Linked DNA regions of Homo sapiens: regions 1, 2 and 3 are each linked to region 4. Evidence: read pairs that join two places in POLR2A ChIA-PET (ENCODE). Cell type or tissue: HepG2. All regions are shown on one strand. Region 1 overlaps WWP2 (WW domain containing E3 ubiquitin protein ligase 2). Region 2 overlaps NFAT5 (nuclear factor of activated T cells 5). Region 3 overlaps WWP2 (WW domain containing E3 ubiquitin protein ligase 2). Region 4 holds the start of NOB1 (NIN1 (RPN12) binding protein 1 homolog).

Region 1 (5,000 bases), 76 kb before region 4:
AATCAGCAAACATACTTCTTCAGCTATACGACTGCACCCTTCTGTTCTAAGTAATAACTGGTTACCAATACCTTCTAATGCTACTTTATGGAGGTCGACAGACAGCAGTAAGGCTGAATATGAGAATCTAGGGAAAAGACTCTGGGAAGTCCCCAGGGACTGTGCCCTTTGAAAGACAGCCCTTTAAAAGCCAGCATACCAAGAGAGACAATCAGACACCATGTGCCTCCTGATGGAAACACATATCACCACACCAGAGAAAAAAAAGAACCAAGGTCAGTCTCAGCCTCTAGATCTGCCCATGAGGGACAGAGAGACACACAGACCCACACTTTAGGGAGACACACAGCAAAATCCAAAGTGTGGGAAACTGTAAAGGACACGCTGTCCAGTTTCTTCAACAACACACTGCAAGGAGTAAAAAGAGGGAGGACTACCTCTAAGTTAAGAGAGACTGAAAAGATATATCAATCTTGTTTGGTTCCTGACTCAGACAAACCGATGGCTTAAAAAGGCTGAGCACAGTGGCTCACGCCTGTAATCCCAGCACTTTGGGAGGCCAAGGCAGGGGGCTCGCTTGAGTCCAAGAGTTTGAGACCAGCCTGGGCAACAAAGTGAGACCCCATCTGTATAAAAAATAAAATAAAATAATTAGTTGGACGTGGTGGCGTGCACCTGCGGTCCCACCTTCATGGGAGGCTAGGCAGGAGAATCACTTGAGCCCAGAAGGTCAAGGCTGCACTGAGCCATGTTTGCATCACTGCACTCCAGCCTAGGCAAGAGAGCAAGATCCCATCTCGAAAAATAAAAATAAAAAATAAAAAGGTTGGGCCAGGCACAGTGGTTCACACCTGTAATCCCAGCACTTTGGGAGGCCAAGGCAGGCAGATCACTTGAGTTCAGGAGTTCAAGCCAGCCTGGCCAACATGGCAAAACCCCATCTCTACTAAAAATACAAAAATTAGCCAGGTGTGGTGGCACACATCTGTAATCCCAGCTAACTTGGGAGGCTGAGGCACAAGAATCACTTGAACCCAGGAGGCAGAGGTTGCTGTGAGCTGAGATCCATGTCACTGCACTCCGGACTGAGTGATGGAGTGAGACTCTGTCTCAAAAAACATTAAAAATTTTTTAAAAATAAAATGAAAGGGTTACACTACAACTGGGGACATGTAAAAACTGACTAGATAGTTCAAAATATTAAATGATTACCATTGAGTTTTCTAGGTATGAAATTGGCATCATGGGTTGGGTTTTTAAGAGTTCTTATCTTTTAGAGAAATACACTAAAATATTAATATTTATAGTTGAAGTATGTCGGGATTTTCATAAAATTAATCCAGCAGGGGTGGGATGGGAAGTTAGATGAGACAGGAATGGCCCGTCATAGATGGCTACTGAACTGGGTAATGGCATGTGGGGATTCATCGACTGTTTTTCCACCTCTGTGTATGTTTCACATTTCCTATAACAGTTTTTGTTCTAGTAACTGGCCACTATCAAACAAAACAAAACAAAACAAAACAAACAAACAAACAAAGAAGGCAGGGCGCAGTGGCTCACACCTGTAATCCTAGCACTTTGGGAGGCCGAGGCAGATGGTTCGCTTGAGCTCAGGAGTTCGAGACCCGCCTGGGCAACATGGTGAAACCCTGCCTCTATTAAAAACACAAAAATTAGCTGGGCGTGGTGGTACCTGCCTATACTCCCAACTACTTGGGGGGCTGAGGCGGAATAATCGCTTGTGCCCAGGAGGTCAAGGCTGCAGTGAGCTGAGATCAGGGTACTGCACTCCAGCCTGGGTGACAGAGTGACACTGTCTCAAAAAAAAAAAAAAAAAAAAAGGTTTTGTTTTTTTCCATGCCAGCATGCCTAAGGTACTAACAGCAACTATAACAATAAAAACTTGCAAGAATTTGACAAAATATAGTTTAAAATATAAAAAGGTAGAAGACACATCAGTCAAGCTGTTTGGGGAATAACTCTCACTCTTATTTTTCCTCCCTTCAAAGCCTCAGATTTGCAAGTGGCTTCAAGTTAATAATTTCCTATTGAGAAGAGTTTGTACGTGCAGCAAGGATGAGTCATATTTTTCTAAGAGTTACTTTTTCCCTTTCTTGACCTGGATTTTTAAAAATATGTTGTTTGCATGTGGTACTAATAAATATAGATAAATAGGGCATGGAAATTGCCGTCCTTATTCCAACAAAAGAAAAAAAACTACATAAACTGTAACTGCCAGACCATGCTACTATAATGCAATTCCGTTACAAAATCCAGAACTCTTGCCTGGAGAGTTTCACAGCAAATGTACGAAAGAACTTTCTAGTTTGGGGTATTTTCTCATTATTGTCCCTCCCCACCCCATACCACCGAAATGTATGTGCATGTCAAAGGAAAAATAGTTCTGTTTTCTTTTGGTTCCTAATTCAGAATACAAATGATAGGATTTACCTGGAAATTTGAGAAACATGAAACAAGAAAGAAAGGAGAATTTTTTAAAGGGAGGCCAAGGACGCCAGGATTAAGAGTCTCTGAAGCCCGATGAAGATGTGACTGATTTGGCCATTAACATAAGACCTGCTTAGTGAAACAAGCCTCCTTCTTCCTGCCTCCCTCTGCCCTCAATCCCATAGGCCCATCAAAAGCGGGTGAGAGTAAGCAGCACTTCATTAACAGGCCCGTGTTCATTCTACACATAACTGCAAACACTGGTACACAGAGGAAGGGAACCGGGGGAAATTCCAGAAGGGCAGAGAGTAAACAGTCTCCTTTCCATTCCCCAGTTCCCTGAAACTCAGACACACACAGGCTGGAGTCCACCCCAGGTCTAGAGAGAAGGCTCTTTCACATTTCCTTTGCAGTAAAGGAAGCCAGATGATTCCAGGATTTACTGTTACGATGGCTCTTCGGCTTCCAACCTTAGCCAGAGCCTAACAACAGAAAGTCTCTTCTACCCAGCTAGGCCAACAGTGAACACTGGTATTCCTGTTGGGGCACCAATGCTGACTCTGCTTACTCCACCTCCCCGCGGCCCCCCAACACTCACACTCTGGCAGGGTCTTACCCAGAACCCAGAATGTAATGAGAACTCTGGCTTGGTCTTGCAGTCTCTTCTTTGGGCTACTACCGCTGGGAATCTACCCTTTATCATTGCTAAATTAAAGTTTTGGTCTCCTGAGGGTTGTATGAACTCTTCTAGAGAAAATAGCCTCATTTTTACAAAGCCAGTTTACAAACTTTTTCTCTGTTTCTTGTTCATTCATTCAGGAAACATTTCCTGGGCTGGGCACAGTGGCTCATCCCTGTAATCCCAACACTTTGGGAGGCCGAGGCAGGAGGATGGCTTGAGACCAGTTTGGGACCAGCCTGGGCAACAAAGTGAGACCCTCATCTCTATAAAACAGAAAAAAACTAGGCCGGGCATGGTGGTTGTCGCCTGTAATCCCAGCTCTTTGGGAGGCCAAGGCAGAGAGATCGCCTGAGCGCTGGAGTTCAAGACCCACCTAGGCAATGTGGTGAAACCCCATCTCTACTAAAAATACAAAAACTAGCCAGGCATGGTGGCATGTGCCTGTAATCCCAGCTACTTGGGTGGCTGAGGCAGGAGAATCACTTGAATCCAGGAGGCGAACGCTGCAATGACCCAACATCGCGCCACTGCATTCCAGCTTAGGTGAAAGAGTTAGACTCTATCTGAAAAAAAAAAAAAAATTAGCTGGGCGCAGTGGCGTGTGCCTATGGTCCCAGCTACTCAGGAGGCTGAGACAAGAGGATTACTTGAACCCAGGAGGTTCAAGTAACATTTGCTGGGTGCCCACTATCTTCCAGACAGTGCTTGAAGCTATGTTATCATGGAAAATGGAAACAGACGTTGTCCCTGCTTTTAGGAACGTTACAATTAATTCAGTGGGAGAAGTGGAAGTAACAAGGAAATGTAAAGTTGCAACTGTAAGAAAAGGTTTCATGCAAGAGATATTAACATATGGTCCCCTGAGCAGCCAGATGCTTGGCCTGGTCAGGACATCAGGAAAAGTTTCTTGAGAAACTGATAACTGTCATCTAAGTTTCAAGAAGACAGCTAGCAGGGTAGGGCAGGGCAGGGAGGAAGACCATCCAGGCAGGGGAAATGTTGTGTGCAAAGGTCCTGTGGCACAATGAGCTGGGTGCATTCAGGAAAGTGGGCAGAGATGAACGGGGCTGGACTGGAATGAGATCCAAATGGGTGGGAGGACTGAGTGGTCACTGGACATTGCAATGCCTTGTGACATGCTGTGTTAGAGAGTTTTTCTGTAACCTAAGAGCCACTGCACAGTGCTAAAGGGTTTTTTAACTGAGGTGTGACAAGATCAGCCTTGCTGGATTAATAATCATTCTGGCTTTGGTGTGGAAAACAAGCCGGAGGAAAGGAAGGACAGAAACAGGCAGAGCAGACAGGAGGCTGCAGATGAAAATTTTGGCAGCCAGGAAAGGACTAGAGCAGAAGTGGAGCTGAAGAAGTGGGCAGACTTGCAAAAGTAAAAATCAAGATAATCTGAAAAGAGATTAGAAAACGGGGTGGGCAAGAGGGGTCGGGTATCGAAGACGGCTCCTGGGATTCTAAAGCACTTAACTGGACAAATAGAGGCTCTATATGATGAAATACAGAATACGGGAACAGGACCAAGTCTGAGGAGGTGACTTGCACATGTTGAGGTGCTTCTGACAGGGAAACACCTGTCAGGGAACACCACAGGGAAACACCAAGAGAGTCGTCAGATACGTGGGAAGAGAGCTCAGAAGTGATTCAAATCTGTGGCTCACCTGCACACGGTGGTTTGCATAGAGAGGAAGGTGAAACAGAGATGAGATCATGGAAGAAGAGGATGGAATAATAGGAAACTCCCATATTTAACAGTTAAATAGATGATGACCTTGCCAAGACGGGTGGATCACCTGAGGTGAGGAGTTCAAGACCAGCCTTGCTAACATGGCAAAACCCTATTTCTACTAAAAATATA
Region 2 (5,000 bases), 100 kb after region 4:
TAACTGAATTACATTTAAAAAAATTTAAATCTTCAAGAAAAATAGAGATAAAACATTTTCATAAAAGAGTTGGCTAAATTCCTGAAGTAAGTCATAGTTTTAATTCTGTAATAACTATACTTAAATTATAAATTTAGATGTTAGATGATAAATTATCATTTATAATTTATTTGTACAAGCAGATGAGAATGAATGCACAGTACTTCAGGCAGCATTTGGGTTGCTCAGGACCTACCACCATAACTAATGGGAAAACTCACAAAACTGTTAGTGGCATCATCATCATCATCAAATGAGAGCACATATACCAAATTTTTATTCTACTAAAGCTACTTGAATAGAAAAGTATGAGTGCAGCTATATGAATAAGAAGGAAATGAAGCTCATTTTCACGGACTAGATACATACATATAACATCATTAAATCCTGAGACAAAACATTATGGTCTGAGAGACTGCTAGTTCAAACGGGGATCTATGGATCATTACAGGTCTCTAGCAAGCCTTCATAAATTAAATTATAATTTGTATGCTGAAAAATAAATAAATATTTAAAACAGCATTTGGGAACAAATGTTTCCAATCCTGATTCTTGATGAGGCTTATAGTTAAACATTGAAGCTCCTAATATAGAATGCAGAAAATCACAAAGTAAATTGTACAATGCATGCCAAACAAAGTACTTAAAAAATTCACACATCTTTTCTATTCCAGTACAGCTACATCTCTATAAAATGGTATCATAATGAGGAAAATAAGCAAACTAGTCAAATTGCTGGTCAGCAGAATCTAGAACAGTGCCTGGCACATGGAGGAGTGTAGTATTTGTTGAATGAATGACTAAACAAACTTTTAAGGTCAATTCATTCCCTATCATAGTTAAGCAATTAATCTAACAATACTTCTAACTAGACAAAACATAACTTAAAGTCAGGGCAATTAGGTTAAACGTAATGACCAAACTACCAAAATATCTAGCTAGACAAATATTTACACAAAGCATAACATAGATTTCTCACTTGCCTGTTACCTGTCCTGGGATTGAAGGACTGGGTGTGGGTTAAGGTAGTATGTAGTGAAGAAGGGTAGACTTGATATTGTACACGTGACTATTAACAACCTTATAAATGGTGGCAGACACGTTTCCTGATTGATCCAGAGTTTCAATCATAATTTCATTCAAGTATAAAATGAAAGGCAGTCCACCTCTACTCCTAACTTAAAATACTGTTCAACTAACATATTTATACAAACTGTATTTAATAAGAATCTACCATATGACTAGCCAAAATTCCTCCCTATTTAGTATTTAGCAAGGGGTAGGGACACTTGTTAAGTCCTCTCCCCATTCCCCCATTTTTTTGAGGTTTGTCTTCAAAGACAAATATTCTTTATACCAAGATATCCTAGGTGCTAAAATTTAAGTCCCTTTTAACTTTTAGTCTCAACTGTAAAAAAAATTAAGACTCAATTGATACCTCATTTCTTTTTTTTTCCTCATTTCCTTCTTTCCTCCTGTACTTGAGTGGATGCAAATGATATCCCATTTCTTAAACCGTAAGCCTTAAGTATTAATCAAGTCTTTTCTCAGTCCAATAGTCTTGATTACTATAACCATCTCAAAAACCTTATTTTCAAAGTTCTTAATAATTTCTACTGTATTTCTCTGAATTCACTTTAATATTTCTTCCTCCAAGGCGGGAGGATCACTTGAGATCAGGAGTTCCAGACCAGTCTCGCCAACATGGTGAAACTGCGACACTACTAAAATACAAAAATTAGCTGGGCCTGGTGGCACACACCTGTAGTCCCAGCTACTCAGGTGGCTGAGGCATGATTACTTGCACCCCGGAGGCAGAGGCTGCAGTGAGCTGAGATCACACCACTGCACTCCAGCCTGGGTGACAGAGTGAGACTCTGTCTCAAAAAAAAAAAAAAAAAATTCTTTCTAAAGTTTGGGATGAATCTAATTCAAATATCAAATATGAGGGAAGAAAATTCATGATTTGAAAATATTTTACTTTTCAGGACATATTCTCATTCCCCTTTACATTTTAACTAAAATTCAAATGATAAATAAAGTAAATACCTTTACTGTAGGAAAGCCTTGCTGTGTTCTATCTTTCACTGAGCCACGGCTGCCCTCAGTCAGGTACCGAGCTCGGTGCTGTGTCTCAGGTTGTACAACTATCTTCAGCTCCTTTCCCTCACTTTTAACAGGATATTGTCCACACAACATAGGGCTCTTCTTTACTCCAGTTCCTTTTTGGTTTTCCAATGTTCTGAGAAATCAAAGCACAACATGGAGAAAGTATCAAAAAGAGTTTTTTGATAAAAAAAAAAAGCCATTAAGACAAAGGAAGAAACAGAACTGGCAATAATAGTAAAAACAACTATTCAGCTTGCTGGCAAAATAAAATATTGCCTAAAGGAAGATACATGAGCAAAGTATCTTTAAAAAGGTTTTGTAAAAAAGTTTACTATATGATGCAAAAATAAAACAAAGTATGTTTGACAGAAAAGAAAATGAACGTATGTGAGTGGTAGGAGGAAGGGAGGAAGATTGAGCGCAATAAACTGAGACTAACAGGAAAGAATAGCTAATGTCACTATAACCTTTAACATTGTACTTCAGTCAAAATAAGATTTAAAAATTCCATGTATGCATTCCACATATAAATTCCAAAATTTATATAAAGCTATAAGATTAACTACTGTTATTTTTTAACTGCACAGTAAAAGAAGTGAGGGTAGCGAAAACAAAAAACAAACCCCCAAAAACCCTACATACCCCCATACAAAATGGCCTACAAACCAAATGAAGGTATATGTAGCTTATTCTTTTGAGTATCCTTCTCAGTAAACCAAACTGAAGAAATTAGATAAAAAATTAGCGATTCAATTTTTATTGGGAAATTAGCTTTACTCTAAACAATCTTTTCTAGGAGTGTGATTTTTCAGATTATTTTTATCTGTGATTAGTTAAGTAATTAAAGCCCTCAATAAAAATTTTTACAATCTGGGCTTTACAGCACCAGCATTCTACCTTTTTTTTTTTTTTTTTCTGAGATGGAGTTTTACTCTGTCATCCAGGCTGGAGTGCAGTGGCACAATCTCAGCTCACTGTAACCTCTGTTTCCTGGGTTCAAGTGATTCTCCTGCCTCAGCCTCCCAAGTAGCTGGGATTACAGGCGTGTGCCACCAAGCCCAGCTAATTTTTATATTTTTGTTAGAGATGGGGTTTCACCATGTTGTCCAGGCTGGTCTCGAACTCCTGACCTCAGGTGATCCTCCCGCCTCAGTCTCCCAAAGTGCTGGGATTACAAGCATGAGCCACTGCACCTGGCCCTTATTTTTTTTAGTTATGCTTTTTAACATTTATTTATAATGCATTTGCTATGTGGAATGCATGTTCAAAGAAAAACAGTATCCCAAATGGTGGTTATGACTTCAGGCAAACACATTTAATCTGTAAAATAGTTGAAGCACTGCAAATACATAATAAAAACAAGTAAAAACAATATTGTTAGTTATCTTTCCTTTTGAGCAATGGTGTGGTGTCCCACACCTGTAATTCCAGCACTTTGGGAGGCCAAGCGGGGTGGATCACCTGAGGTCAGGAGTTTGAGACCATCCTGGCCAACATGGTGAAACCCCGTCTCTACTAAAACTACAAAAAATTAGCCAGGAGTGGTGGCAGGCACCTGTAATCCCATCTACTCGGGAGGCTGAGGCAGGAGAATCACTTGAACCCAGGAGGTGCAGGTTGCAGTGAGCCCAGATCGTGCCATTGCACTCCAGCCTGGTCAACAAGAGCAAAACTCCGTCTCAAAAAAAAAAAAAAAATTCACGTATGTTTTTAAATAAAGTCAGGGTCATAGCTTTCTCTGTGACCCTCCTAGTCCTAAGTTTTGACTCACATCAAAGATCCAGGAGCCAGATGACTGTGAAGAAAAATCTCCTCTAAAAGCAACCAGATTCCAGTAGGAATATTACGACTTCAAACACAGAGAAGCTAAGCAGGCTTAAACCTGGCTCTAATGTTTACCCCTCCAGCTGTAACCAAGTTGTTGCCTTAATCATCAAGAACAAAGTGAGGAAAGGCACTATCTTCAATGGAAATGGGGAGTAGGTTGAATCCTTGGCTAGGAAAGAGGCAAAAGAATGGAGCAAAGAAGGAATGAAACTAGCATAGGAATTCAGTAAGACTGATAGATGAGAGGAAAAGTTCTCAAGGCGCAATACTGTGCTTAATCATCTTTATATTCCCTGAACCTGGCACACTTCCTGAAACATAACAGGTGCTGAAGAAATGTTTGTTGATGAAGGCAAAGAAGAAGAAAGGGACAAAGAAAGGAAAGCAGAGGGATAAAGAAGCTTCTGTAATATTAAGATGAGAAAGATCCTAACTGGACAAGGAATGCCATTCGTGTAAATTTGACATAAGTAAATCAAAGATTACTTGTGCAAGTCATTTAAAAGGCCCTGGAAGAATAAATTCTATGAACATAAGTATCAAGTTGAAGCTGGAACAATGGGCAGTAAACCCTGTTTTTCTTTTCATCATTCTGGGTACAGATTCAAACATTTGGTCTAACTAGTGTGCAGTTCCTCACACATGAAAGTCTATGATATTCTGTTTTATACTAATCTTAAAGTAAAAATATTCATTTATTGAAACTATGTAGAAATATCCCCCAAATATACATACAAAGAGATGAAAGAAAATACTGCAAAATGATAATAGCAGATTTACTGAGTGACTAGATTATGAGGTTTTCTTGTATTTTTCAAATATTTGTAATTCATATGTATCAATTTTATAATAGAAAAGGGAAAATTTTAGTTTGAAATACAAGGAAAATTCATAGAGCATATCGATTAACTTGGCAAGACATGTTTTTATACTCACTTATGCTAGTCAAGCTAATATTTATAAGGGCAAATAAATGAAAGTGAGTTTTACTAGTCTAGCAAAACAAATGATCTCACTTGGGATGA
Region 3 (5,000 bases), 84 kb before region 4:
AGCTCTTTGTCCTCACCAAGGGGGGTCTTACCGGGATCTTCCACCAAAGCAGTTTGTGCTGGGGGGCTGGTGCCGGTTCTCTGGAGCTACTGCTGTTCCACTGGAGTCTCTCGAAGGCAGCTGTGATCCTAGAAAGGAATCAATCACAAGAAAAGACAGAAGCATTGAGGAGCTCAACTCGTGTTTGAGATTTGACGGCCAGGAACAGAACTCCGTCTGTGTGTTAGAGTTGCCCACCACCACGGGATATGGACATCCGGCAAGCTGCAGCCACCAGGAGAAGAGGAACAGGGACGATCATATGGATCCGATCCATGCCATGGAGCAGTGGGGCTCAAACCTTGGAAACAGCTTCTCTTCTCCAAGACATTGAAGAACATCCAAGGCACTTACAAGCACATTGCCTTATCCATTAAATGAATCTGAGCCTCAAAAACGTGAGATAGAGAACAAAACCCTAACCATGCAAAGTAGGGGCCAGAAATCGGGGGCATTTCTCCATAATACACCCAGAGAGCTTTTACAAAGCCAAATCAGATCATCATAGTCTTCTGCGAGAAACCCTTCAATAGCTGTTTCTCAAGATGAGGTCCAAAATCCCTACCAAATGTTTCAAGGCTGCGTGATCTGAGTTGACCTGTTTCTCTGATCTCACCTCCTCCATTCTCTCTCCTTCTTGCTCCTAATAATCCAACCACGCTGACTGCCTCTGTTCCCACCACAGGCCAAGCCACCCCTTTACCCCACACTCCCACCTTGGCCTGTCTAAACTCCTCATCCTCCAAGTCTCAGCTTCCTCAGAGAAACCTTCCCTGACCCCGCAACTTAGATGAGATCTCCCCCAACAAAGTACAGGAATCTCATAGCACCCTGTGGTTTTCACTGATAGCTTTTGTTACAATCACAGCTATGTAATTATCTGTGTGTTTACTCATTTGATATCTAACTTCCCCTGCCCTCATCAAGGAGACTGTAAACCTGAAGCAGTGGAGACCATGTGAATTTGGCCCACTGCCATCTGGCTAGGGCCTGGTCTAAGACCTAGTGCATACCAGAATACAATTACATATATATGTGTTGAATGAGTGAATGACACATGTTTTTCTCCAAGCACCAAAGCACCCCAAACACCGATCAGTCCAGTTAAGGGATTTTTCTCCACAGTCAAGGCCCATCCGGCCACTGAGATTCCAACCAACTGCCCTTGAATTGCAATTCAAATTGCACCCCTTTGAAGCTACAGAAATCCTGCTTGGTGTCTGGAAAGTGCCATGGTTACATCACATCTAACAAAACATTTAATGAGAAAAATTATGGAGAAACCCAACCCATTTCAGACCTCGGACTTCATGAAATAATTTCCTGCTAGATCCAAAGGTGACTAATTTCAGACTAGATCAAAAGAAACAAACTACCAACATTCGGGACAGAGCAAGGGACACTCTCCAAATTCCCTGCTCTGTCTGTATTTTGCTAGTGTGTATCTCTAGAAGAACACAGCGTACCCTTCCCAACCAATGCCTCTCATAAAAACACCTTCAACCTCCCCAAAAAGTGTAACTGTATTGGGAAGGAAAATAATGGGCCAAAGTCACATTTGATAAAGATATTTCATTTTCCAAAGTCCACATGGGATGAAAGATGTTTTTCTCTGCTATCAAACCAAACAATTACATATTTACAAAGACTGGACATTTACTGTGACCCTTGAAAATTCATGTTGTGATACTGATCCACGGAGCTAAGAAGAGTCCGGGCTAGCTATGGGCCAGGCTGAGTGGGAATCAAACCAAGATGGCCTAGTAAGAACCAAGCTCTCAGCACCTCCTGGCCCCCGCCCAGCCCCACCCTGTCCCGGCACAGTCCTGAGGAGCAGGGCGGCACTCACCATCTGTCAGGGCACTGCCATTAGGCACATTTCCCAGATCAACAGTTGGCCCGTCCAGGAAAATTGTCAGCTCTCCGCCTGAGACAACGCTGCCTTTGTTCTCCGTCTGCAGGTTCAGGGTCAGCTGCATGTTCTCCACTGTGGGGTACAAAAGGCAACATGGATGGGCTAAAGAGAATGCACCCCAAGTTAAGATTCTCTAAATTAGAAGCTTTCATTTCACCTTTGCTGGCTTCTCTGGGAATGCTTTCTCCACATCTTCACATTTTGCCTCGTGGCATGGAAAAAAGAGTGGGAAGGAATATGTCTAATGAAATCACTGTTGTATCAGGCTGGAGGGGAAGCTGCACTCTTTCTAAACATTTCATATCACTGGGTCAGCACCATAATTTCCACATTACTGATGTATTAGTTTGTTTATACTTGCAGGACTGTGAGAAAAGCATAGGGATATTGATGGCGTACAGACGAAGAAATTAGTTGCAAGTAATATCCCCCTGCCCATAGAAACCGAGGAGACCCTAAGGAACTGTCAACAGGAGGCATCTCCATCTAGATGAGGGATTGCAGGGGCTTATTCTTTTCTTATTTGTGTTAAAACATGATGTTGTTTTTTAAAATTTTCAATCCTGAAAATGTATTGTCTTGAAATAAGGAAAAAAAAGTTAAAACAATGAAACTTCAATACAGGCTAATCAGCCCCATCAGTGACTTAAGGAGAGAGAATTGAGAAGTGGCCCAGAGCACCCCGTCCCCAAGGATACCAGGCAGATTCAGTCCTGTGGGTGACTGTAGCAGAAAAACAGAACAAGCTGACTGGAGGCAGAAGCACCAAGCCCTAGGCAGGCTAGAAACTGCTGCATACACACCCTCCACCCTGCTACTGAACTTGGCTGTGCTGAATAGCTTCTGTCTAGTTAAGTGTTTAGTCCACACTGAATATTTCAGTTCCCTTCAGTTCAGTCCAGCCAGGAGCTATGGCCTTCAGTTCAGGGCCGTTTAATAATTACCAAGAGGGAATCAGCCTTTATGAGGATTTCCACGGGGTCCGTCCACTCCACACCTTACAAAACCACATATCTGAACCTCCCTCCCCACCCGCCCCACCCAATCCAACACTTTGTTTTATTTCTTAGTTGCTACTGCATGATTATAAGCTATCTTACCTGTCTTCTAGAACAAGGTATAGTATATATAAATGTCTCCATAAGCACACTAAGGTAAATTTCAGCACTTTCTAGAGATAACCCCCCTTCCCCCACCCCCCCAAAAAAGACTGCTCTAAATCCCTCTACAGATACAACCCTTTAAGAACTTAGCAGAAAATTCTGGATCAAGTCAAAGATCTATTATAATAAGATAGAAACCAGTTACCCTTTGGGTTTTCAAGCTCTCCTAAGCGCTCTACCTTCCCTTAATCTCTCTTCCCTGCCATGGATCTCTCCAATTCTTTTCTGAGTGAGTCTGCTGCTATTTTCAGCCAGTTCCACTGAGGGCCTTGGTGAGTACTAAACGTTTCTATAAAATAACACTTGTAGTTTCCAAAGGAAACGAGTTCCTTCAAAAGCCAAGGAGTATGGGAAGGAACTGAGGCCTTTCAACCCCCAGCCACCTCTTGCCATCCCTGGGAGTGGCCACTTGGGAAGCAGCTGCTCCAGCCCCAGCAGAGCCTAACCCTACAGCTTAGTCCACATCCTGAATGCAGCCTCGGGAGAGATCCCTGGCCAGGCTGCCCAGCTAAGCTGCTGCCAAATCTAGCCCCCTGAAACTATGCAATCGTAAGTGTTGATTATTGTGGGCTTTTTTTTTTTTTTTTTTAAGTCAAGGAGGGTCTCCCTCCTCTATTACGCCAAGATCCAGTACCTAAGTCTCTGGCAATAGGGTTTTTAAGCACGTGGATTAAGAGGGGGTGTGGTCAGGCACTCCGAGTTTAATTCACAGTTCTAGTCCCTGAGAGCTGTGCACCGTGAAGCAAACTACCTAACCTGAGCATCAGTCTCCCTACCTGCAAAACAGGGGTAATCATGGCACCTTTTTCAGAGGACTCTTGCAAAGAAGTAAATGGCACCTACCGAGTTCCTAATAAGCTGTCATTTTTATCATCTCCCTGTTGACTTCCTGTGTTTAGGAAGAGTCCTAATTCCTCTTGGTCTAACTTCTCATTCACTGTATTTGTTTTTTGTTTTGCTTTTTAATTTTTTTTTTATAGAGACATGGTTCACTATGTTGCCCAGGCTGGTCTCGAACTCCTGGCCTCAAGCAATCCTCCCACCTTGGCCTCCCAAAGTGCTGGGATTACAGGAGTGAGCCACCGCGCCCTAGCCTTCATTCATTTTATAGTCATTCTTCTCTTGATCCTTCTGATCCTTCTGAGACTTTTTTGGGCTGTGACCACAGAATCTTCCAAGGTAAGCCACAGACCCATCACGCAGACAAACTGTCCTTTCATCTTGTTTCCAGGTCATCTCCTAAAGGCGCCCAGCCTTCTGGCTCCAGGACACACACCGCTATTGGAAGCGTGCTGAGGGATGAGCATTCCGGAAGGCTCCTTGATTCCTGTCCTGATACCTCAAAGGTCATCGTTTCATAAATGGAGTGTTGGCACTTTTTTTTCCTCCTTCCTGGAGGACTGATAATGTTCAACAGGAGAGTGGAGGAACCCAAGGCCTCTTGTTGCTAATTTCTACCCCCGTGACAGTCACACTGCCATGGGCCTTGGACAGAAGGCAGAGAGATAGCCTGAATTTTCCTCTCCATGGTCTCATCTCAGGGATCCAAGTTAGCTCTTCTATCTGGTTTATCTACTCATTGTCTCCAGTGGAATCATTATATATTTGAAGGCTCAGAAGCCATCATACAACACCTTGAGACACATTTTGTCTTCAAAAAGAGCCAATGGGCTGGGTGCAGTGGCTCATGCCTGTAATCCCAGCACTTTGGGAGGCTGAGGTAGGAGGATCACCTGAGGCCAGGAGTTCAAGACAAGCATGAGTAACACAGTGAGACTCTGTCACTAAAAAAAATTAATTAAAAGCAGCCAGCCAGGCTCAGTGGCTCATGCCTGTAATCCCAGCACTTTGGGAGACCAAGGAGGATGGATTGCTTGAGTCCA
Region 4 (5,000 bases):
AAATGCAGAGTAATAAAACTTTTAACTTGGAGAAGCAAAACCATACTCCAAGAAAGCATCATCAACATCACCACCAGCAGCAACAGCTGCAGCCGCCACCACCGCCAATACCTGCAAATGGGCAACAGGCCAGCAGCCAAAATGAAGGCTTTGACTATTTGGCCTGAAGAATTTTAGAAAACCAGGAGAGAAGACCTTCACCCAACGAAGCCGTCTTTTTGTGGGAAATCTTCCTCCCGACATCACTGAGGAAGAAATGAGGAAACTATTTGAGAAATATGGAAAGGCAGGCGAAGTCTTCATTCATAAGGATTAAGGATTTGGCTTTATCCGCTTGGAAACACGAACCCTAGCGGAGATTGCGAAAGTGGAGCTGGACAATATGCCACTCTGTGGAAAGCAGCTGCGTGTGCGCTTTTCCTGCCATAGTGCATCCCTTACAGTTCGAAACCTTCCTCAGTATGTGTCCAACGAAGTGCTGGAAGAAGCCTTTTCTGTGTTTGGCCAGGTAGAGAGGGCTGTAGTCATTGTGGATGATCGAGGAAGGCCCTCAGGAAAAGGCATTGTTGAGTTCTCAGGGAAGCCAGCTGCTGGGAAAGCTCTGGACAGACGCAGTGAAGGCTCCTTCCTGCTAACCACATTTCCTCGTCCTGTGACTATGGAGCCCATGGACCAGTTAGATGATGAAGGGGGACTTCCAGAGAAGCTGGTTATAAAAAACCAGCAATTTCACAAGGAACGAGAGCAACCACCCAGATTTGCACAGCCTGGCTCCTTTGAGTATGAATATGCCATGCGCTGGAAGGCACTCATTGAGATGGAGAAGCAGCAGCAGGACCAAGTGGACCGCAACATCAAAGAGGCTCGTGAGAAGCCAGAGATGGAGATGGAGGCTGCACGCCATAAGCACCAGGTCATGCTAATGAGACAGAATTTGATGAGGCGCCAAGAAGAACTTCGGAGGATGGAAGAGCTGCACAACCAAGAGGTGCAAAAACGAAAGCAACTGGAGCTCAGGCAGGAGGAAGAGCGCAGGCGCCCTGAAGAAGAGATGCGGCGGCAGCAAGAAGAAATGATGCAGCCACAGCAGGAAGGATTCAAGGGAACCTTCCCTGATGTGAGAGAGCAGGAGATTTGGATGGGTCAGATGGCTATGGGAGGTGCTATGGGCATAAACAGCAGAGGTGCCTTGACCCCTGCTCCTGTGCCAGCTGGTACCCCAGCTCCTCCAGGACCTGCCACTATGATGCCGGATGGAACTTTGGGATTGACCCCACCAACAACTGAACGCTTTGGTCAGGCTGCTACAATGGAAGGAATTGGGGCAATTGGTGAAACTCCTCCTGCATTCAACCATGCAGCTCCTGGAGCTGAATTTGCTCCAAACAAACGTCGCCGATACTAATAAGTTGCAGTGTCTAGTTTCTCAAAACCCTTAAAAGAAGGACCCTTTTTGGACCAGCCAGAATTCTACCCTGGAAAAGTGTTAGGGATTCCTTCCAATAGTTAGATCTACCCTGCCTGTACTACTCTAGGGAGTATGCTGGAGGCAGAGGACAAGGGAGGGGTGGTATTAAACAAGTCAATTCTATGTAGTATATTATTTAATCAGTTCTGTGTGGTGCATTCCTGAAGTCTCAAATGTGATTGTTGAGGGCCTGGGGAAACCATGGCAAAGTAGATCCAGTTAGAGCCCATTAATCTTGATCATTCTGTTTTTTTGGTTTGTTTGTTGTTTTTTTTTTTTTTTTTTTTTGTCCATCTTGTTTCATTTGCTTGCCCTGCCCCCGAGATGGAGTCTTACTCTGTCGCCCAGGCTGGAGTGTAGTGGCACGATCTCGGCTCACTGCAATCTCTGCCTCTCGGGTTCAAGCTTGTCCAGGCTGATCTTGAACTCCTGACCTCGTGATCCCCTGCCTCAGCCTCCCAAAATGCTGGGATTACAGGGGTGAGCCACCGTGCCCAACCTCACTTGCTTTCTTATCCTTACACTCCCCCAGTCCCAGAGAAACTGCCACATACACCACAAAAACCAAACATCCCCCAATGACCTTAGCCGCATTGCTCCATTCACTCCCAGGTGAGAATTCAGGTAAACGTCCACAAAGGTCACAGGCAACGTACATACGGTTCTATTATATCCCATATATTACCCCTTCATGTCCTAAAGAAGACATTTTCTCTTAGAGATTTTCATTTTAGTATATCTTTAAAAAAAAATCTTGTGTTAACTTGCCTCCATCTTTTTCTTGGGTGAGGACACCCAGGAATGACCCTTTTGTGTCTATGATACTGCTGTTCACAGCTTTTCTTGATAGGCCTAGTACAATCTTGGGAACAGGGTTACTGTATACTGAAGGTCTGACAGTAGCTCTTAGACTCGCCTATCTTAGGTAGTCATGCTGTGCCTTTTTTTTCCATTGGTGTATTGTATTTGATTTGTCTCTGATATATTTGGAGTTTTTCTGAGAACTGGAGCAGTAATGCAGCATCGACCTATTAAAATACATTTTAAGCCTTTAAAAAAAAACAGTACCTATCTCATAGGGGTGCTGTGATAACGAAATTAGGTAATCTGTATTGATTGACTTTTAACCATAAGAATATATACAGGTTTTAAATTTATTTATTTATTGAAGAGATGGGGGTCTCTCTATGTTGCCCAGGCTGGTTTCACATTCCAGGGCTCAGGCAATCCTTTCGCCTCAGCCTCCTTAATAGCTGGGACTCTAGGCGCGCACCACTACACCTGGCAGGTTTTATCTTCAAAGGTGAAGAAGGCACTAAGGTCTAGATGCTGAAGCCGATTTCCCAGGTGTCCCCCAAGGTTTGACCCCGCCCACACTTCTCTGGCTATGCGGGCGGCGTCGCTGCGCATGCGCGCGAGTAGAGCAGGGAGGTGCTGGCGCGGCCGCCAGGAGGCGCAGCTAAGTCGCGGCTGCTCTTCCTGGTTCCCAGAGGCCCAGACTTGGACATAGGAGCCGGCGCAAGCTCCGTGCGCATGCGCGCTCCCCTCTCACGCAGCCAACATGGCTCCAGTGGAGCACGTTGTGGCGGATGCTGGGGCTTTCCTGCGGCATGCGGCTCTGCAGGTACGGGGAGCTCCCTCCGGGACGAGAGAGATCTGGGCTGGCCGCCCCTCCCGGAGTGCGTGGAGTCGCGCGGAGCGTTGCTTGGTGCGGGTGGGTCTGAGCTGGGGCGTTCTGTCCGCAGGACATCGGGAAGAACATTTACACCATCCGGGAGGTGGTCACTGAGATTCGGGACAAGGCCACACGCAGGCGGCTCGCTGTCCTGCCCTACGAGCTGCGGTTCAAGGAGCCCTTACCGGAATACGTGCGGCTGGGTGAGTGCCTCTGCCCTAGCGTTGACGGGAAGCTGGGGTCCAGGGCGCAGATGGCACCCAGTTGGGTGCGAGTTGGGGTCTAGCTGCCTTATCAGAGCAGTAGATTTAGAGCCAGCACTTTCTAGGAGATTGTGGTAGGAGAGAGGCTTCCTGGGTCTGGAGTCCTCCAGTAACTAGCTGTATGCTCTCGGGCATAGCATTCAAATTTGGGCCTCGTTTACCTCATCCGCAAAATGGGAATAATAATTGTATCTGTCTCCAAGGTTGCTGTGAGCATGAACTGAGGAATATGGCAGTCAGCTCAGTGTCAAGCACTTTGCAGACAAGCAATAAATTTATTTGGATTTAAAATAAGAGTTTGGATCTCTTGCTATTACTCTCGTCCATTTCTTTTCAGTAGATTGGGCTGATGACTGGATACAAAGATCTGCACCTGGCAGAGCTTTAAAAAGGGAATGCTTTGCATTGTATTAAATGTGAAAGAAAATTAAGCTGGGCGCGGTGGCTTACGGCCTGTAATCCCAGCACTGGGAGACCGAGGCGGGCGCATCACCTGAGGTCAGGAGTTTGAGACCAGCCTGACCAACATGGTGAAACCCTGCCTCTACTAAAAATACAAAATTAGCTGGGCGTGGTGGTGTGCTCCTGTAATCCCAGCTACTTGGGAGGCTGAGGCAGGAGAATTGCTTGAACCTGGAGGTGGAGGTTGCAGTGAGCCGAGATCGTACCACTGCACTCCAGCCTGGGCGACAGAGCGAGACTCTGTCTCAAAAAAAATAAGAAATAAAGAAAATTAAAGAATTGTCTCTTGGCTTAGGAGTCAGCGTTGTTCTCTTGTTGGGAATCAAGGTGATACCCAGGAAAGGCCCCTCAGTGGTTGGAAGTGTTTTAGAGGTTAGAGGCTGATAGTGGAGATGATGTTACCTCCTCTGTTTGTGATTTCTACGATTTTCTCCACCAACTTAGTAGCTCTGTGATCTTTGCCAACTTACTAAATCTTTCCGAGGAAATACTAATAGTACTTTTGAAGAATGGCAAAGGATGAAATGCATTAACACATAAAGCTTTTAATGCAGTGCCTAGTACACAGTAAGTGCACAGTAAATTTTCGTTGCTGCTAATGTCTGTTTTTTAGGAAATAAGAGCAATATACCTAGTGTTCCTTGTACCAGGGTAGCAGGAGACATCTTTCTGTTAATTTCAGGAAATTTTAAGTGTTTATTATGGATGACTCTGGAGAATAACAGCAGTCTGACATGTATTATGCATTAAGCACATGCTTTTTGTTTCCTCATAGACTACTACAATTACAAGTTGAGCATACTGAATCTGAAATCCAGAATGCTCCTAAATCTGAAACTTTTTTTTTTTTGAGATGGAGTCTGGCTGTGTTGCCTAGCCTGGAGTGCAGTGGCACGATCTTGGCTCACTGCAGCCTCCACCTCCTGGGTTCCAGCAATTCTTCTGCCTCAGCCTCCCCAGTAGCTGGGACTACAGGCACACGCCACCACACCTGGCTAACTTTTGTATTTTTAGGAGACAAGGGGTTTCACCATGTTGGCCAGGCTGGTCTGGAACTCCTGACCTCAAGTGATCTACCCACCTCAGCCTCCTGTAGTGAGGTGTGAGCCACCACGCCCCAACTTTCTTCTTT

The links. ChIA-PET counts read pairs that join two places held together with the same protein. Peaks named below come from ENCODE experiments on the same cell type or tissue, not always from the same donor. Only the 100,000 strongest peaks of a DNase experiment are listed, where the experiment ranks them.
Region 1: POLR2A ChIA-PET joins it to region 4 with 7 read pairs; 6 of 35 experiments call an interaction of 5 or more read pairs at or near these places.
Region 2: POLR2A ChIA-PET joins it to region 4 with 5 read pairs; 4 of 35 experiments call an interaction of 5 or more read pairs at or near these places.
Region 3: POLR2A ChIA-PET joins it to region 4 with 5 read pairs; 5 of 35 experiments call an interaction of 5 or more read pairs at or near these places.

Annotation. Positions count from the first base shown.
Region 1 is chr16:69,828,672-69,833,671 of GRCh38, reverse strand. All of the region lies in intron 4 of WWP2 (WW domain containing E3 ubiquitin protein ligase 2), which reads right to left. Among named protein-coding and RNA genes, the nearest start is that of WWP2, 69 kb to the right of the region's middle. In HepG2, no CTCF peak of the experiment used is centred here; DNase peaks (open chromatin) are centred at 198, 1,757, 2,051 and 2,731; H3K4me3 peaks cover 1,060 bases.
Region 2 is chr16:69,650,517-69,655,516 of GRCh38, reverse strand. It overlaps NFAT5 (nuclear factor of activated T cells 5), which reads right to left. Exons shown (of 15, transcript NM_138713.4): 5 at 2,089-2,281. Among named protein-coding and RNA genes, the nearest start is that of SNORD13H, 56 kb to the left of the region's middle. In HepG2, no CTCF peak of the experiment used is centred here; no DNase peak of the experiment used is centred here.
Region 3 is chr16:69,837,152-69,842,151 of GRCh38, reverse strand. It overlaps WWP2 (WW domain containing E3 ubiquitin protein ligase 2), which reads right to left. Exons shown (of 24, transcript NM_001270454.2): 5 at 1,889-2,026; 6 at 32-128. Among named protein-coding and RNA genes, the nearest start is that of WWP2, 77 kb to the right of the region's middle. In HepG2, no CTCF peak of the experiment used is centred here; DNase peaks (open chromatin) are centred at 1,951 and 2,811; H3K4me3 peaks cover 450 bases.
Region 4 is chr16:69,752,940-69,757,939 of GRCh38, reverse strand. NOB1 (NIN1 (RPN12) binding protein 1 homolog) reads left to right here and starts at 3,014. Exons shown (of 9, transcript NM_014062.3): 1 at 3,014-3,092; 2 at 3,214-3,346. The coding sequence starts at 3,030. It also overlaps the pseudogene NONOP1. RefSeq lists enhancers at 2,722-3,344, 3,345-3,968. In HepG2, a CTCF peak has its summit at 2,922 (motif pointing right); a DNase peak (open chromatin) is centred at 2,989; H3K4me3 peaks cover 2,410 bases; H3K27me3 peaks cover 548 bases.